Linked DNA regions of Mus musculus: region 2 is linked to region 1. Evidence: chromatin loops called from intact Hi-C (ENCODE). Cell type or tissue: left cerebral cortex. All regions are shown on one strand. Links, peaks and the distances in the headings refer to the core of each region. The heading gives the core; the rest is flanking DNA.

The links. A loop is a pair of places that touch in the nucleus more often than their neighbours do. Peaks named below come from ENCODE experiments on the same cell type or tissue, not always from the same donor. Only the 100,000 strongest peaks of a DNase experiment are listed, where the experiment ranks them.
Region 2: a loop joins it to region 1, with 2.2 times the contacts of the local background. A loop is called at or near these places in 2 of 42 quality-filtered maps.

The regions. Positions count from the first base shown.
Region 1 is chr11:118,875,045-118,884,280 of GRCm38, reverse strand. The region is part of intron 1 of Rbfox3 (RNA binding protein, fox-1 homolog (C. elegans) 3); the gene reads left to right. Among named protein-coding and RNA genes, the nearest start is that of Rbfox3, 30 kb to the left of the region's middle. In left cerebral cortex, for the core only: a CTCF peak has its summit at 4,320 (motif pointing right); DNase peaks (open chromatin) are centred at 1,990, 2,970, 6,943, 8,635 and 2 more places; H3K27ac peaks cover 6,550 bases.
Region 2 is chr11:118,787,663-118,796,898 of GRCm38, reverse strand. All of the region lies in intron 2 of Rbfox3 (RNA binding protein, fox-1 homolog (C. elegans) 3), which reads left to right. Gm11750 (a long non-coding RNA gene) reads right to left here. Exons shown (of 3, transcript XR_001780387.2): 1 at 4,221-9,236; 2 at 3,694-3,750; 3 at 3,195-3,298. Among named protein-coding and RNA genes, the nearest start is that of Gm11750, 6.9 kb to the right of the region's middle. In left cerebral cortex, for the core only: no CTCF peak of the experiment used is centred there; DNase peaks (open chromatin) are centred at 3,158, 3,844, 4,163, 5,279 and 2 more places; H3K4me3 peaks cover 325 bases; H3K27ac peaks cover 5,515 bases.

The sequences.
Region 1 (9,236 bases), core at 734-8,733:
CCACACAGAGAATCATCCTAACCTAGCTAGAAAAGAAGCTATAGATCAGGAAAGCAGTACAGAGGTCAGGATGGTTGGCAAGAAGCAAATGGTGGGAGATGGCGGAGGGATATAAAGAAGGCACGGGGCTGAAGGCTGGGTCTGGAATAGAGCCTGACTTTAGTCTACCCAAGTTCAAGAGAAAACGATCATGGAGCCTGAAGTCTATGTACCTGCTCCCATGTGCTTGGCTTAAGGGCTCAGGAGTTCAAGGGAATGCAGAATTCTGGAATGATCCACATACCAAACACACTTTACCACAGAGGTGCCCTGTGTGCCTCTGCCTTTCTGGAGAAAGCTGTATATAATAGAAAGGTTTTATTTTTACTTTATCACTACCGCACCCCAGGAACCCTTGGTGCCTTAGTGGGGAGGTCTGAGGCAGTGGGGGCTCCTAGGATGGCTAGGATGGCTTTATGTCCTGGCTCTCATCTGTGCACCTCTGTCCAGAGAGAGGGACCAGCCCATGTGTGGGTGAGTCCTGTACATACAACCTTCAGCTGCCTGCTCTCAGAAGTCAGAGTTTGTAGTTTTTCAAGGGCCCTGAGGGCTATGGAAGCTGGGTCTCTCTTACAATTTTTTTCAGTGTCGGGCTCAAATCAGCCTTGCATTTCTGCTTGACTGCGAGTTATTTAAGGATTTGGATGTCTTTGAATGTCCATATCTGGGACTGTCACAAGACCTCAGGTCTCTGGACTCTGTGGTTGCTCCAGAGAACACCAAAACCCCGATGATCAGTGTTTCTTCTGTTGGACAAGTCTGGGTTGCATTTATTCCAGGCTGGCCCGGCTCTGCCTCCTGCCCATCTGGGAAGACAGCCAGCTTGTAGTCTGAGGAAGCAAGGGTGCTCTGGGGCCAGGTGGAGGGACAGCAGGGTACCGGGTGCTTATTTTTAGGAGCTTGTGGGTACTGCTGCCCACGCCGGGTGGAAAGGGACCCCTGAGCCGTCCTTGTGCCAGGGGAACGTAGATTGGCATTGGTCAGAGCTGCAGATGGATGCCACCCCAGTCCTCACGGATGCTGGTCTTGCCCCAGCTCCTCCTGGTCTAGAGAGAAGGACGTGGGTTGCTGGCCTGTTCTGGGATCCAGAGCCAGCTCTGTCACAAGGCAGAACTGATAAACTAAAAGACGTGTGTAGGACCTCAGCTGTCAACACACATTGTCACCTTTAAGTCTACTGGTTTAGGAAGGGTACAGAGAGTGATGCTGTAAACACAAGCCTTCCTCCACCACAGGTAATATTTCGGTGGCTTTTGAATTTGAGTCTTCTGGTTGAGCAATATATTTTTACATAAACAGCCAACATCAAAGACCTTGTGGGTGCAGTTCCCACTTGCCCATGCCTTGCCCTGCCCGTCTGTGGGTGGAAATGAAGAACCTGCATCTTGCCTTCTCCCTCTGGGAAGCACAGCTTTCTTGTGGATGATACTAGGCTCCATTTGTGGTACCTGGTCCTGCAGTGACCCTGTCTCCAGGGGCCCAGTGACCTGTCTTAGGCTTGCAGTGACCACCTTCCAGGCCCACAGTTCCCAGTATGCGTGAGGCCCAGAAGCCTAATTCTTAGATGTCCGGGGTAACCGTGGGAAGCTGGATGTCTGCTTTTGCCCAAACCACTCCTTGGTTTTGAGGGAGAATCTGCGACAGAGATGGCTGGAATGGAGAGAATGGGGTGGCACTGCTCTGTGGCATGGGGTGGCACTGCTCCGTGGCTCAGTGCATTGAGATGTTGCTATTGCAAAATACCCGGCAAAAGCAAGTTAAGGGGATGAGGGTTTGCTCTGGCTCCTGGTTTGGGAGCAGTTTGTCATCGTGGGCAGATATGGCTGCAGGAGTTAGAGGCTACTCACCACACTACACCCACAGTCAGGAGGGAGGGAGGGTTGACAAAGGAGGGGGAGGGGGATGAGAAAGGGAGGGGGTGTAGGGGGAGGAATGCTGATGTGCAGTTGGCTTTCTGTTTTTTATTCAGAGTGCTACCCCAGCTTGAGGGATGGTGCCGCCCACATTCAGGGTGGCTCTTCCCTTCTCAATCAAGGCAGAGATTTGTCTCCTAGGTGATTTGAGATCCTGTTAAGTTGACAATCGAACCACCGTGCTTAGGTTCCGCAGGCTTGGATAATTCCTTCGACACTCATCAGGCCCCTAGGGTCTAAGTTTGGGACTCTTGGGGAGCCCCTCCACACCGCCCCACCCCCACCCCCGGTCAATGCCCGGATGTGCTATGCCCCAGCTAGGTTGGGGGAGGATTAGAGCTAGAAGCCCTCTATGCCAGGTGGACATTGTCAGTCCCTGGGCTTTTAGCCCAGTGGGGTGGCTCCAGGCAGCAGGGGTTTTGTGAGACTGCAGGGATTCCAGCAGACACTAGTTGGGGACAAGTATGCTAATCAGTGGTCAGTTTTCCACACCTCAGCGCCCACACAGAACGTGAAATGAGGTCTTCACCCTCCAGGGAGACCCCTGAATCTGGGCCATAGAACAGTCTGGGGGCTCAGCAGACCTGCCCAGGAGGGGGACCCCCCACAGAGGCACTGCTTTATAGACTTCTCCCCCCCCCACTTCTCCCTTTAACCCTTCCTTTATCATTCTCCTGTGTGATTAATTCTTTCTGGTGAAGCAGCATCCTTGTGTATGTGTGTATGTGTGTGTGTGTGTGTGTGTGTGTGTGTGTGTGTGTGTGTGTGTGGTCAAACCCCTTTTTTCTCTGCCCTGCTTCCCACCTCTGGCCTCTTGAGAGAAGAAAGGGACACTCGTTTTCCGTGAGTGGGCATCTCCCAGGGCTTGGGCCCAGCAAATCTACCAGGAAAAAAACTCAGAGGAGGGCAGAAAGGGAGGGAGTCAGGTTATGCAAGGGAGGGGAGGAAAGGGCCATTTTGGAGGAGGATGGGAGGGTGGAAGTAACCGCTCAGCTCAACAGGGACGTGTGCAAACAGAGGCTCAAGGCCTGAGTCATTGCACAGAAGCCCAGATGTGGCTCTTGGGCCGTCCACATCAAGTGGCCACAGCTGTGAACTGATGGAGAGGCCTGTTAAAGAGATAGGTGCCTCGGCTGCCCACCAGGGAGATGCCTTATAAGGGCCTCTCTTCTCAGCAGCCCAGAGAGAGGCTTGGAGCTCTAGCTTCCTGGGATTGGCTAGAGAGCCCCACTAATGGTACCTGGAGCCCTTGCACTTCCCCACCCCGAACATGGTGCTTGGGCTGGACAGGGCACCACCTTTACCGAGCCCAGCTTGGAAGGCCTCCTTCCCTTCCTTCCCTCCCCCCATCATAGCTTTGCCTGTGCTAAGACTCACTGAGCTCACCAAGCATCTGTCTGTAGATACTCATGTCTCTGACCCTGCCAATGATCGGTCCCTCTGGTGAGGATGCGGAGGACCGTGTGGCCCTTTTGTACCTCAGTGACTAGCTGAGGCATGGAGCTTGTCCTTCAGCTAATGTTCAGACATGATGGAAGGGGTGCTGTGTGCAGACTGCTTCCATGACAAGATGTCTCTGGGGAGAGGCCTGTCTGGGGGGTGGGTATGTGGCCTCTGTCCGTCGTAGTCTTTGCACACAGCTCTTAGCAGGGGCACCATGGTTGCATGCTGCACGTGCTTGCACGTGCTTGAGCAGAGGACGTCCCTTGTTGGTATCCAGGCTTGCTCCTTTCATGGACAGTCAGGGCAGGGGTTCCCACTCGTTTGACTTTGATTATGAGTTCCTCCTGGGGCAGCCGGGATGTCAGAATGAGACCAGTGGCTTGAGCAGAGAGCAGAGAAGGGCCTAGTGCCAGGGTTTCTTGGGTTGGACTCTGTTCTGAGGACTAGAAAGGGAGGCCTGAGTGCCACACAGCCAGATTCCCACATATGTTATCCCTGGACACATTTGCTGCACCCTGATGCCCGACTCTTGTTTGACATGACCCAGTGAGAATCAGCGAGATACTGATCAGGGCCCGAGAACTTAATTAAAGCTCTACATCACAAATGTAAGGCTCCGGGCTTAACGCGATCTGATAAAATTATTCGGATACACTTCAATTTCAATCTTGGATTCTGAGGCAGCAGAGAGAAGCTCATGTAGAAGGAGGGAGGGAGGGAGGGAGGGAGGGAGAGAGAGAGCGAGAGAGAGAGAGAGAGACAGACAGACAGACAGACAGACAGACAGACATGGCCTCTGGTAGGATCTGCGATCAATTGATCATCCCTGGCCTGAGAGGAAGATCCTGATCAACAGTTAGGGTTGGGATGTGAAGTGTCCCCTGCAGGCAGGGTCATGTGCGTGAATGCTTGGTCTCCAGCTGGTGGCGCTGTGGAACCTTTGAGACACGGGGAGTAGCTGTCAGAAAGAGGGCACTTAGGTGGAGCCTGTGAAGGGTTTGCCCCTTCTGCTTCCTGCCCATGGCGATAGCCTCTGCTCCCATGCATGGGAATCCTTCTGAAACCATGAGCCAAGATAATCTCTACTTCCTTGTTAGTTACGGCTGTCAGGTATTCGGTCCCAGCAATATATAAATAAATGCTACAGGATAGAGAGTAGCTGGCAACCTAGGGACAAACAGGCAGAGAAATTGGCTCACAGCCTATCCTGGCCAGGTCTCCTGGAGCAAGGTTGGAACTTGGCCCTGGGATCAGGTACACAGTTGGGTGTTGGTTCTGAGGCCAGGGCCTGATTTTGCTGCTTCCTGGTTTCAGGATACTTATTTAGAGACCATGATGAATAACAGCTTCTCCCAAGGACCCAGGGCTGGGGTTTCTTCAGTTCTCTGTCCCAGGGAGGGTGAGGGCCAGGTGCTTCAGGAATGGGACTTTTAGGTGTCCCCAAGGATATGCCATCAGGTATTGGAGGGCTTAGGGACCCGTGGCAGCCATCAGTGTTGGGGGACACATCATTGAGACAGACCTACATTGAGGCCACTGAAGGCATGCATGCTTTGAAGGCCCTGATGCTGCAGCAGCCAGCATGGACAAGGCAGACTGGGTATTTCTTCACTCACCCACCCATGATCTATATTCATTGTCCATCTGTCTGCCTCTCTATCCAAAACTCACCCAAAGCTGACCTTGGCTGCCAGAGCGTGTTGTGTGTAGTGTGATGTTTGCAACATGTCTCCCTTGCTAGCAGTGAACCAGCCCCAAGTGGACTGCAGAATGAGCTATACTGGCATAGAATGCAGCACAAGTGCAAGCCAGGCCTCATATCCTTGCTGGCGAATGTCCCTTGTCGGCGAGAGATCGTTCTCGTCTAGAGCTAGGCAGTGGATATGACCCGTGTGTCCACAAAAGATTACTGGAGAGGAAGGATGTGGTCCCCACACAGTAGGGTACATTCAGCCTGGGAACAAGGACCCCCAACACCTGCTACTGTGGGTGTGACTCTCGGGGACTCCCAGAAGGAAAGGAGACTCCAGGCAGGTGATGAGCACTGGGACATCAGAGCCAAGAGAGTGGGCTCTGTTCCTGGTATCCCGTGTGATGTCCACGTGCTCAAGTACCTGATTCACTGCGGTCCTTCTGTCTGCCTCCTCAGTGGTTGGTTCCTTCTACTCAGCATTAGGGGAACAGGGGAACAGTATGCGTGATTCCACCATGACAGGCAGGTCTGGTGGTGCCACCATGGCCGTAAGCTGACAGGGAAGTCTGGGAATCTGCTTGGCTTCAGTCTGCTGTGAGCCCCAGCTCTTCTGCTGGCCCACAGTGTTTGTCCCAGGCATGACTGGGATGCCAGAGTCCTTGAGGCTTCCTACCCACCCCTGAGGGTCCTGCTGGAGTTGCCAACATGGTTTGGTCACTGTTAGTAAATGAGAGACCATGCCAGACACAGCAGAGAGGGCTTAGTGTGGGACCATTCCAAATAGGAGTCTGCCACAACACAAGCTGGTGAGCAAGCAGATGAGGAGTCTCTAGAGACAGGGCCGCAGGGCTGTCACCTCCCTCCTGATCATTGTGGCTGCTGATGACTGGATAGAGACACAGTTGGCAGAGTTATTGGGGTGACACAAAGCTTGGAGAAGTGGGGGGCTGTTCAGATATGATGTCTCAGAGACACTGTGACCAAGGCAACTCTTTTAGAAAAGACAACATTTCACTGGGGCTGGCTTACAGTTTCAGATGTTCAGTCCGTTATCATTATGGTGGAAAGCATGGCAGCGTTCAGGCAGGCATGGTGCTGAAGGAGCTGAGAGTTCTTGTTCCGAAGGCCAACAAGAGAAGACTGAATCTCTCAGGCAGCTAGGAGGAGGGTCTCAAAGCCCACCCTGACAGTGACACACAAAGACACACCTTCTAATAGTGCCACTCCCTGGGTCAAGCATATTCAAACCACCACATATGGGCTCTGAGTAGATCTCAGCAGTCAGAGCATGAGGCTAAGTCGAGTGAGGTGTGGCCAGGAGAACTGGATCAAAGGTGGCTTTGTTTGCATGGCAGTAAGTCGAGCTTTCCAAGCCAGGTCATGGAATGTCACAGGATGTAGGAGATTAGGGAGCCAAGCTTGGGGTAGCAGCGTGGCATGCTGTCACCAAACCAGAGTGGCCTACACTGCATGAGGGGAATCACTCAGCAGTTAAGACAGGACTTCCCCGTGAAGGACTGCATCAGGGTCCTGTGTTCAGAGCTATGTGCCCCACTTTCAAAAGGCCCTTTGAGTAGCCAAGCAAAACTCCAAAGTGAGTTCTCCAGCCAGAAATTCTGCTAGATTTATCCTCTGCCAGTTATAGAATTTCTTTATGATTATAGTAAATATTTTCTTTTTTTTCTGAGGAGCAGAGAAAGCACAGGAAAGGATGAAGACAGGAGCCCGAGTCAGCCGTAACCTTAATCTTCCCACCAGGAGACAACATTTTGGTACATTTCCTACCAGTCTTTTAAAAAGAATCCATATTTTAAAATAAAATAAGGACGATCTTTATATATAGCCTGCGTGCTGTCTTCTCTTCACTCAGTATTGTATTCGAGCTTCCCTCGGCATTAAGCACCCACCCGAAGCCCTGTTTCCAGAAACTGCAGACTGGCCCGTCCCTGCCGGTGTTGAGAAAAACCATAATCTGCTTCCTGTGTGTGGCAGGCGGCAGTGTGCTGTCCCTGGTCGGTGGTCAGCTTCCTGCTTCCTGACAGTTGTTCTGTACCTGGTTGAATTGTAGGGTCAGTTCCTGGAGCTAGCCCTCCGTGGGCCAGAAGCACCAACCCAAGGCTCCTGGACAGTTGGCTAAGGTATCTGTCAGGCGAGGAGATACCTTACCCACCCACACGTGTGCATCCCTGAGGCCGGTGAATGCTTCCTGTTCCTTTCAGGCTCCATCTTTGCTGACTCTGCAGATGGAAAGGCCACCAGGCATGGCGGCTCTTGCATTTCCTCGATTGTCACACAACGTTGTGAATTCCTTGGCTGTCCCTTTGTTTAGTTGGTGTCCATCAGAATGGTTTTCCCTTTGGGCCTGCCCTCTTGGGGCTGGGTGTGCTGAAAGGGGCAGGTCCCTTATTAGCCACTGAAGCTACCATGCAAAGGTAGAAGTCGGTTTCTTGTATCAGATGGTATCCTGAAGCCAGTGTGCCCAGTTTGAATTCAGGCCCCTGTCCTTGGCATGCGTGATCTAGAGGGGGCCCTGGCTCCCCTTCTGCTCAGGGCTGAGCACCACAATGGGAGACTTGAGAAAAACTCAGGCCCACGGGTGCAGAGCTGGATGTTTGTGTTCATTTGATGGTGTGTGGTGTTCTTAGCTCTAGGATTCCAGGTTTCCCCCTTCTCTATGTGAATGATTTTAGGAATCTAGGGAAGACACAGCTTCAACTCTGTCCTCTGCTCTGCCCAACAAGTGTGTCAGTGACAGTTGTGATAGACAATCCAATACTGAAAGACACGGTTGCTGCCAGGAGAGGCAGGGTGGCAGGAGCCCACAGAACAATGGAGCAGTTTGACTCCAAAGGAAAGAACTGACCTCAAAATCCAGGAGGAAGAATGAAGAGCAGCGCACGGCACATCCTCCTTCTCTCGTGCACAGAAAGGAAGCCGATCTCACCAGTAATCAAACCCTTAGCAATTTAAACAACGACACACCCACTCTTCCAAATTGCCAGCAAGAAATGCCAACAGAGGGGCTACCAGACACCCTCTAAGGACCCAGACATCCTGTAGGTCAATTGAGTGGTCTGAGTGGTAGCTACCCAGGTTTGCAGACTAAGGGGGTGGGGTTCAAGGCAATGGGGACAGCTGGGCGCTAAGGCAGTGGGGGCTGGGGCAGGAGGAGGATAGGACAGCGGGGATGTAGATCAATGGGGTGCTAAGGAAATGGGGATCTGGAACAACAGGGGCTTGGAACAGTGGCATTTTAGAGCATAAGGAATTGGGGCAGTAAGGGTCAGGAGCCCTGAGGGTTGGGGAGAGAGGATCAGGAGCCCTGGGGCTGGGGACTGGGGGGGGGGGGTCAGGAGCCTGAGGGCTGGGGACTGGGGGGTCAGGAGTAGAGAGGAACTGGTGTAAACAGGGGTGTAGGCAGTGGGTGCTGGCACAGTGCCTTCTCTTTGCAGCCTGAAGTGTGGTGTTCCTCCTCCTGCTCCATGGGTTGCCGTCGCCCAGGGCCAGTCTGCTCAAAGCCCAGCCACAGGCCTGTCCCCCTTTCCCTTCTCATTGAACATTCCTTGGAGGTTTTTGATCTTTTTTTCAAGGACCCATTGACTACGTTGCCCACATTTTAAATGTCTTTCTGTTGCGGTGGTTTCTAAGGGCTATTGATCCAGTTGGCTTGTTCTCAGACATGCTTCAGTATTCCTGAAGGGCTGCCCACGCCACCACTGCCCTCTGCTGTTGCACAGGGGCCAGCAGAGAGAGACCAGTGAATGGTCTGCAGGTCCCCATCTGGCTGTGACTTCACCAGGCAGGTGGGAGGCTGGCATGGAGCAGTCACACTGCTCAGGGCCAAGAGCCATGTGACTCAGCAAGTTCCTGTTGGATGCTGGGGAGGAGTTACCTGGATCCTAACATGGCTTTCACTTGGTCCCTCACCTGGCCCTCACCTGGTCCCTCACCTGACCTTTAACCTGGCCGCTCCCCTGGCCCTTCACCTGGCTCCTCACCTGGCCCCTCACCTGGCCCCTCACCTGGCCCTTCACCTGGCTCCTCACCTGGCCCCTCACCTGGTTCCTTACCTGGCCCTCATCTGGCCCCTCAAGTGGCCTCTCACCTGGCCCTCACCTGGCCCCCACCTAAACTCTAATTTCCATCCT
Region 2 (9,236 bases), core at 771-8,770, 87 kb after region 1:
AACCTAGTACAAGTGTCAGGTGCCTTGTGCCCATGAAGGTTAATCTGAGCTTGAACCTTTGGTCCACCTATCCATCTCTACCCTAGATTCCAGACCACTTCTTCTGAAGTGAGCTATAAAGTAGACATGAGGAAAAGGAGTGTTTTGTGGGACCTACTCCATCTCTATCTTTTTGCCTCTGCTTCTTCCAATCACTCATCTGTTCATTAAGCTATCATCCATACATCTACACATCTACTCACTTTCCTACCCATCCACCCACCCATTCATCCACCCATCAATCTATCCATTTACCCTTCCACCCATCTGCCCATCCATTCATCCATCCATCCATCCATCTACCTATCCACCCATCCACCTATCCAACCATCCATCACCCATCATCCATCCATCTACCCATCCATCCTCTTACCCATCCACCCATCCATCCATCCATCCATCCATCCATTCACCCATCCACCTATCCAACCATCCACCCATCATCCATCCACCTATCTATCTACCCATCCATCCATCCATCCACCCTCTCACCCATCTCTCCACCCATCCATCCACCCAACTACCTACCCATCAATTATATATGCATTTATGCATTATCTGACTGTCTGACTGTATATCCATCCACTTGTACATTTATTATCTTTACATGTGCACATATATGTCTAGCATCCATCTATATTTGTATATAGATATTACTGATCCATCCATGTATCTATTATATTTCTGTCTGTCCATTTAGCTATGTGTCTGTTTTCCATGATGGTGCATCTATTTATTTATCCATCATCCCCTTTGCTTACCCCTGCATCTAACCACATACCTATTCTCTGTCTCCCTGCCATCTTCTCATCCATCCGGCATTTACCCGTGAATGCAGACATGCATCTGTCATCTATCCTTCTATCTGTCTGCCTGGAAGCCATTGATTTGTATCATAATTGTAGAGCTTATATTTAAAATGTTACCCCCTCTTCGTCTTAGCTATTATGGGGGCTCAGGCTGGGGAGGCCAAGGATCTGGGTCATGCTTCCTTGTGCTGGAGTCTCTCATGCTTCACTGGGGCCTCCTTCAGCTCTCCAGACTCAGCCAAACAGACAGCGAAGGTGGGATGGCGGCACGGGAACTGAAAGCCAGGGAACAGGTCTGTCATCCTATCATGTCATGACCTCACATCATGACCTCCAGGTCCTCACATCAGGAACCTGGGCGGGACAGGCAAGGAACTGAGGCTGAGACAGGAGTAGAAGAGGAAGAGGTGGAAGGGAAAGAAGGAAGAGGTGGGGAGGGGAGGGGAGGGGAGGGGAGGGGAGGGGAGGGGAGGGGAGGAGGAAGACAGCATCCCAGAGACCCTGCTCAAAGTCTCCACCCTTGTTAGAGAGAAGCCCTGCCTTCTGAACTACAGTCACAAGGAGCGTTGTTAAATGGATCATGGGAAGCAGGCCCTAGCTGCCAGAGTCTGGCAAGAAGCCAGGGGATCTCATACCATTGAGTGTGGACGACTGCTGGGACAAGGCCTGAGGCTGTGGGGAGGGGGGGGAGGAGGGGGAAGATGGGACAGGCTTGGTGACCACAGACAGCACACAGCTGGGATGCACAGTCCCTGGTAAGTGATAGATGGCTGGGAAGATGGTGGAGAGAGAGGGATAATAGGTATGTGGTTAGAGGCCTCACTTCCCCGACATCCATGTGCATGTTGTTGGTACAAGAATGATCTCTTTTTAGAAGAGACATCAGTTAGAAAGAGACAGCTGGCAAAGACCCACCCTCTCCCCTCTCCTAGCCCCGCCCATCAGTCCCACTTACACAGATACTCGCCATCCCATGCACCATGTGACCCAGGTGTGCACAAGGACAGCAGTGTACTGTGTTCACAGTGAGGCCAGCACAGAAACACCCTGCGGCTGGCTCCCACCTACAAGGTCTGATCCTAGGAGGTCCTTCCCACCGGCTGTGGCCCTCATGTCAGGTGAGGGGAGCTCTGTGCTTCCCCATCGAAACCTTTTTTCCAATCCCAATAGTTTACCCTGCAGCCAGTCACCAGGCCCCATAGCAACCAAGGCTGGCAACAGCGCCTGGCACCTTCGAGAAAAATTATCAAAATCACTTTCCTTTGGAGAGATGGGGTGAGGAGGCTCGTGGCTTCTCGTTACATAATAGAACAATCTCTGAGGTTCAGATCACATCCTCAGGCCGAGGGTTGATTGGGAGCTGAGGTGACCCTCCAGGTGCCGCGGAACAGCTGGTCTGCATGTGTTGTTGGGAGGCACCAGGCCCTGTGGGGAGCTGAGAGTGGAGGGAGGGGCTCTGCTCTCCTCTCCCCAGGACTGAGTGTGAATGGAAACCACACCTTCTCCTCTCCACCACAGCCTGCGAGGGGCTGGATTGATTGATTGCGCAGCCCCCACATCCATCCCTGGCTTTCAGGACAAACTCATATCACCAGGGGCTAGGGAAGCCTCGTGATTACCAGGCAAACAGTGTCCAGGGAAGAATGAGATAGATTGTCCAAGCCCTGGCTGGAGACTAGAGGATGGAGGTAGCCACGAGAGCCAGGTAGAAAACGCTAGCCAGGAAAGGCTGGCCCTGGGCTGTGACCCCACTGCTTAGACTCTCAGCAACCATGAGAACAGTTGATGTCTCTGGAACACCGACGTGTCTCCAGACCAAGCATCTGGGTGGGAACATCAGGCCAGGTTGGTACTGGGAATTATGGCAGAGAGACCCAGAACCTTCCCTTACAGAGGGCCATGGGGCAGAAGCCAGATCCAATTAGAAAGCTGCATGGAGTGGATACTCAGAGCGACAACGGAGCCAGGGTGGCTCCCTTGCACAGGTGCGACTGCCATGCCTTAAGTCAATGGCTCCGTGTCCACCCTGGACCAAGCCGATGAGAATCCACAGAGCCTGTAACCAGGCTACCTACAGAGCAACTCCATTATCGTTACCGTGGTTGGAGTCTGGGTAGGGCCTGTAAGGCTGGCAGGCTATGGTGGCAGCCTTTGGCCCAGCCGCCCTCAGGCTACTCTGGCTAGTTAACATGCAAGCAGTGCATCGCTGGGAGAAATTTAGATTTTTTTTTTTTGCATGTGCGCTTGCATGTAAATGTGGGTAGGTGCTGTCCTGATTGATGGCAATTAGCATTTTCTAACGGGAACAGATGTTCGGATTGCCAGGAGGCTGGTACCTACCGCCCACGCCGCCATCTGCTCGGCTGGGCAGGGCCGGGGGGAAGCAGCCCCGTCCCGAGGCCCGCCATTCCTTGGTGGTGTGTGCTTAACAGGATTGTGTGAGATTGTTTCTGGAGGGAAGAAAAATAATAATAAAGATGTTTTCAGGGTTATAAATAGTTCATGCTGTTTATTATGGGATGGAGCTCCGCTCTGACTAGCAGGCTGGGTTTCTGTGTGCCGTGAACAAAGGGATTGCTGAACAGAATGCAAAGTGCCAGCTCCATGCAGGGCAAGGGAGGCTGCCTAGGAAGCCAGGGTCGAGGGGCCTGAGACCCCAGAAGGACTGGAGGAGGTGGAGAGGAAAAATAGGGGGTGAGGTGGGGTGGGGAAGCAAGCCAGGGTTTTTATCCTTGACTTCTAATCCCAGCAAGCCAGAATTCATGATTACCCCACTTCTCAAGCCAATGGCAGGTGGGAATGGTCTCAGAGCTGGAGCCACGAACACGCCCTGGGTTCTACTCACCCACTGGCAGGTCCTCCAGCTCTTGGTCCAGGACCGTGGCCATCTGATTTCACCAGGCTTCGGCAAAGAGAAAAGGATCATTTGTGCACAGGGCATCGCTGTGCCCAGCCAGGCTGGTGGCCGAGGGCAGGGCCAGCCTTGCTCCCAGCTGTCTTGGGTAATGGGTAAAGCCTGGTTGCCTGGCACTATGCCTCTGGGAGAGTTTTTATTACCCTTCCCGTAGCCAGCACAAGCAGATCCTCCTGTGTTTTCTTCCTTTCTTTCTTTCTTTTTTGGTTTTTTGGCTTCTTAGAACAAAACAGTTTGTTTGTTTGCTTGCTATAAAAAGAGTTACTCCCCCCCTCCCCCGCCAGCACCCCTGTTACTGTCTGCAGGCAGCAACCAGCCTGCAGCCCCTTCCTCCACAGGCAGATGTCTGCGGGGGAGCCTGTCACCCATCCTCCAGGCATGGGGACAGATGTCCCATCTTTCTATCAGGGACACCCTTCCTCTGTAGGCTGAGGCACAGCACCCCACCCCAGGCTTACCGGGCACTTGCGTGCCTGTGCTATGTTCTTGGTTGATGCTGTTTTTGAGGCACAGTCCTCAGCCTCTTCAGATCTCAGGCATGCACCACAGTGCCGAACTTCCCGGCTCAGAGGATCAGGGCATCGTCATCATAGCCCGCATCTGTGCTGGAATGAGGGATGGAGACCATCCATGACATGCTCTTCCAGGCCACTGCTCACATTTCCCCCTGTGTCTTCCTGGCTGCTTGTCTACTCTGCTGTGGTAGACACACAGTGGCTTAGAGAGAGGATGTGACTGGGCCCCTTAGTGGGAGGGGGGAAGGTTTCCTGGCATGACCCCGTGTCTGGAGTACTTGGTGCTTATGTCTTCCTACCTGGGTTTTCTGATCCAAGGCCAGCAAAGCTGCTCTCAAGTTCCCTATTGGAGGCTCTGCCAGGAGCTCAGGGTTCAGCAAGGAGGGGTTATTTGCAAGGAGCAGCAGCTGCTGCTGGAGGGGTAGTGGTACCATGGGGGGGGGGGGTCCTATGGCATCACAATATGAAGGACTTGTCTCTGCTCCCTCTCTACCTAGAGGTGGACATAGGCCCACAGTCCCCAAAGAAGCAGATAGCAGATTTCCCAATGTCTAGGTAAAAGGGAACCTTTGTGAGCTGTCAATACAGAAGCCAGTGGCTTGGGTTTGCCTTTGCCTTTGGGAACACAGAAATGTGCACAGGCACGGTCTGATTTCCTGTTATACCATCGACTTGCGTTCATTGCTTACAGCTATCTTTCTTCTCCACCAAGGCACTGTCTGCATCTGGGCTCTGATGCCCCATTGTTGTGGGGAGCTATGTTAGGCACTGCAGAACACTGAGCTATGTACCCACAGGTTCTACGTAGGAGAAGCCAGTACCCAGCCCACCTCATAGGCTATGACACCCAAGGGTTTCTCCAAGCAAGGCTATGCTGTTCAAGTGGTGAACCCCTGCTGGCATATCCCTGGTGACCCCACTCCTGACACCTGGGTTCCCTGTCCCACTCTCTGTATCCACACGAGCTTTTCATCTCAGAAGCGGCCCTCCCTCGTCTCCTCCCAGCAGCCTCTGTGCTTCACCATGGCATCATATTCCAGCTGACAGCTATTTATAGATCGCCCACTGTGTGCTGTCTGGAAGCCGAGGGCTGGTGGCCTTACCTTCTAGAGAGCAGAGAGACAGGGTATGTGTCAGATAGGTGGATTACACCCCAGGGCCGGCACAGAAGTCCCACCATGCTGGTGGCTGCAAACAGTGGCCTGTCATTGTTGTCTTGCAGTTCTGAAGAGCAGAGTGAGGGATGGTGGGATGGCTTCTGCAGGCTTAAAGGAAGGGTGCCCTTCCACCCACTGCAGCCGTGTGTTCCTTGGCTTGCAGCTGCCTCCTTCCTGAGTCTGTCTCCATTGTCCTTACACAACCCAATAGCCTGTGCCTAACCCCCAGACCACCTCTCCCTTCTTTTCCTCAGTGGATTTTGAGACAGGTCGTTGCTATGTAGCCAAGACCTCCTCTGCGTGTCCGAGCTTACGGAAGCCACTGTTCCAGGCGTGCGGTGACAGGCCCAGATCCCTCCTATCTCTTACACAGACACCAACCAGCCATTGCACTCTGCATCTGCGATAGCTTTGTTTCCTGTGGCTGTGACAAAATATCCTGACAAAGGCAGCTTAGAGAAGAAGGGATCTTTGCCCCACAGTTCCGGGCTACAGCCCATCGCTGTGGGGAAGCCAAGGCAGGAACCTGAGGGAGCTTAGTGATCTATCATCAAGAGCAGAGAGCAATGAGGGGGGCTCAGCCTGCTCACTCCTTTCATCCCGTCTAGGATGCTGAACTCAGGGTGTGGCACTGCCCGCATGGATCCTCCCACGAGAATTAATGCAATTAAGATAAACCCTCACAAACATTCCCAATGTCCTGCTTCCAGGAGGAGCCAGGTTGTATCCTTCTCACCCTCTGAGGCCTATGGGAGTAGGGTTGGAACAAGTCATGTATTATGGAGGTGTAAGTACAGGCAGTGTCCAGTTGACACTGTCTGGGCCCACCCAGATGTGCCGTTAAGGTTCAGTGGAGAAGGGACTGTATGCAAGGGGCCTCATCACCTTCCTTTCCCCTTCTGCTCTGGGTTCAAGAAGAACTGAAGCCTTGGAAGATTGTCTTTTCTTTCACATAACATTTTATTAAACCTTTGAAAATGTTACATGCATACAATATATTTTATCATAGACACCCCTAACACTCTCTCTAACTCCACTCAAATTGCTACCATTCCCTACCTCTCCAAATTTTAAGCCCTCCTTTTTATTTTCATAATAACTCACCAAATCTTGTTCGGGCTGCTCATATACACATAGATGTGAGCTGCCTGTATACTCATGGGTGTGGGCCGCCCATAAACACATGAATTTGGGCTGCCCATATATTCATGGGTGTGATCTGGCCATATATTCATGGGTATAACCTGCCTATATACACATGGTGTGGGCTGCCCATCTACACATGAATGTGAGCTTCCCATATATCCATGGGTGTGAACTGCCCATATATTCATGGGTGTGAGTTACCCATATATACATAGCTGTGATCTGTCCAGGTATTCATGAGTATGAGCTGCCCATATACTCATGGGTATGCTCTGCCTATATACACATGGGTGTGGGCTGCTCATATACTCATGGGTGTGACCTACCCATATATTCATGGGTGTGACCTGCTTATATACTCAAGGGTGTGAGCTTTCTATATACTCATGGGTGTGAGCTGCCCTCCATAGACGCATGGGTGTAAACTACCCATATACACATAAGTGTGAGCTTTACATATACTCATGGGTTTGACATGCCCATATACTCATGAATATGAGCTACCCATATACTCATGGGTGTGCACTGCCTATATACTCATCGGTGTGGGGCCATCTACTGGAGTGAAGCTGACCTACTAGGGCCACACATGGATGGCAGCAGTAGGAGGCCTTCACTGTAAGGCACTTAGCTATCTTTCCCCCTTGATCCTATTTTTCAGGCAGTGTCAGGCACAGTGCTTGGCTCTGGGCAGCTAAGGAAGCTGATTCAGGGAGCTGATGCTGAGCGCTGAGTAGGCCTCAGACCAGATGCCCTTTAGGAAGTTGTTGTAAGTCAAAGTGGACAGATGAGTGTCTGAACTCAGCTGACAGGAGATGCAGCAAAGGGACCAAGTTTTTATAAAAAACTGCTAAACTAGCTAGGTGGTTGTGGTGGTGCATACCTTTAATCCCAGCAAAGGCAGGTGAATCTCAGAGTTCAAGGCCAGCCTGGTCTACAGAGTGAGTTCCAGGACAGCCAGGGTTATACAGAGAAACTCAGTCTTAAAAAACCAAACCAAAGACCAAACCCTGCTAAACTTTACATGACAAAAATCAACCATCAGTTATTCAAAGTGTGTGACACGGTGCCACTTGGATAACTATGACCTCTAGTTCCAGAACAGTTTTCTTACCCTAAAAGGCAAGTTCACCTCTAGAAGTTACCCCTACCTTTCCAGCCTCCCACTTCCCCACTTCAGGCGCCAATCTACCTTCTCTCTGGATTATTGACCCCTTCTGCTTGTTTTACATGTATGAAGTCAAATCTGGCCTTTAGCAGCACATTATAGTATGTATTATAACCTCCCCTTTTCAACCCTGAGTAATACTCCATTACTTGACTATACCACATTCAACATGCCCATGCTGTTTCTCAATGGGCATTTGACCACTACAAAAGACCAGTCCTTTTAGGAATATTTCTATTTCCACTAACATATTTATGGAGTGCAGAAATAAGATTACAATCATAAGTCCCATCATCCTTAGCCTCAAATATCCTCCTGCCTGCCAACTCCAATAGAATTATCCCGATGACCACTTTGAAGAACCAAGTATCCCAATATCCAACACTGTGTGGAGGAACTTAATTCTTGGCCTTTGTGGTGTAGCCTCTGTTAAAGGCGATCTGGAAGGCTATGAGTTCTTGGCAAGGAGCAGCCTCAGCTTGGAGAGGGTTTCCTGAAGAAAGGGTGTTTGGAAGTGGCAAAAGAAATGACCTAAAGTCAGTTGTGGGTACAAGCTGAGAGCTCTATGGTCTTCTTGAGATGACTCTCCAGACAGTTCTCCAGAGATCTCCAGACAGCTTAGCTCTTACAGACCAAAGCCCAGTCTTTTATTTGCATATCAATTCAATTCTTCACCCCAGGTTCCCTTTTGATTATCCCATGAATTAACATTTTATGACAGTAGCTCCAGGACTTTTAGAAAAGACAGGAAGTACATTTTTTTAACATAGTAAATGAATTCAGAGATCTGCCTGCCTTTGTAATCATAGACCATAAGCTATCTGGGTGGGATCCAGCTCTGAGGTCACCATTCCCACCAAGCCTGGGCCTAAACTAGCTCTGTTCCAGGTTGACCTTGAACTCAGGAATCTGCCTGCCATTGTAAGCACAAACAATAAGTTTAGCTGGGTAGCATCCTGCCTTACAGTCACCACTCCCTAAATCTCTTTATCTCCTTCCATAATGTCTTTCTGACAAGCTGGCTCATAGCGCAGCTGCCTATGTTCTTTTGGGTCCATGGAACCTCTTATGTAGTAAATATTACATCCTTATGCAAAATATTGCATAATTGAGAAATTATACTTTCTTGTACGCAGGTTTTCAGAGTTCTTTCCCACAGCCTTAAGGGGCTGTTGCGAAGGTCACCACATTTACCATTTTTGCTGAGGATATTAGATACACCCTCACCTCCCAGACTCATACTGCTTCTAATTATTATGGCGTCATTAACCTTGGCAGAGAGAGCATTCCCAACGGTGGAACAACATAAAGTCAATTATGTACATTATTATGCAAACAAGCCTCATACCTATCAACTGTCAACACTTGTGGAGCCCACTAGCTGCTAGCTCTGCTCCCAGGAACTGTATCATGCCGTCCCTTCTGCATGGTAGGACTTGGCAAGTTCTGGTGCTGGGACCAGTGGATGCAACCTCCATGGGAACACAG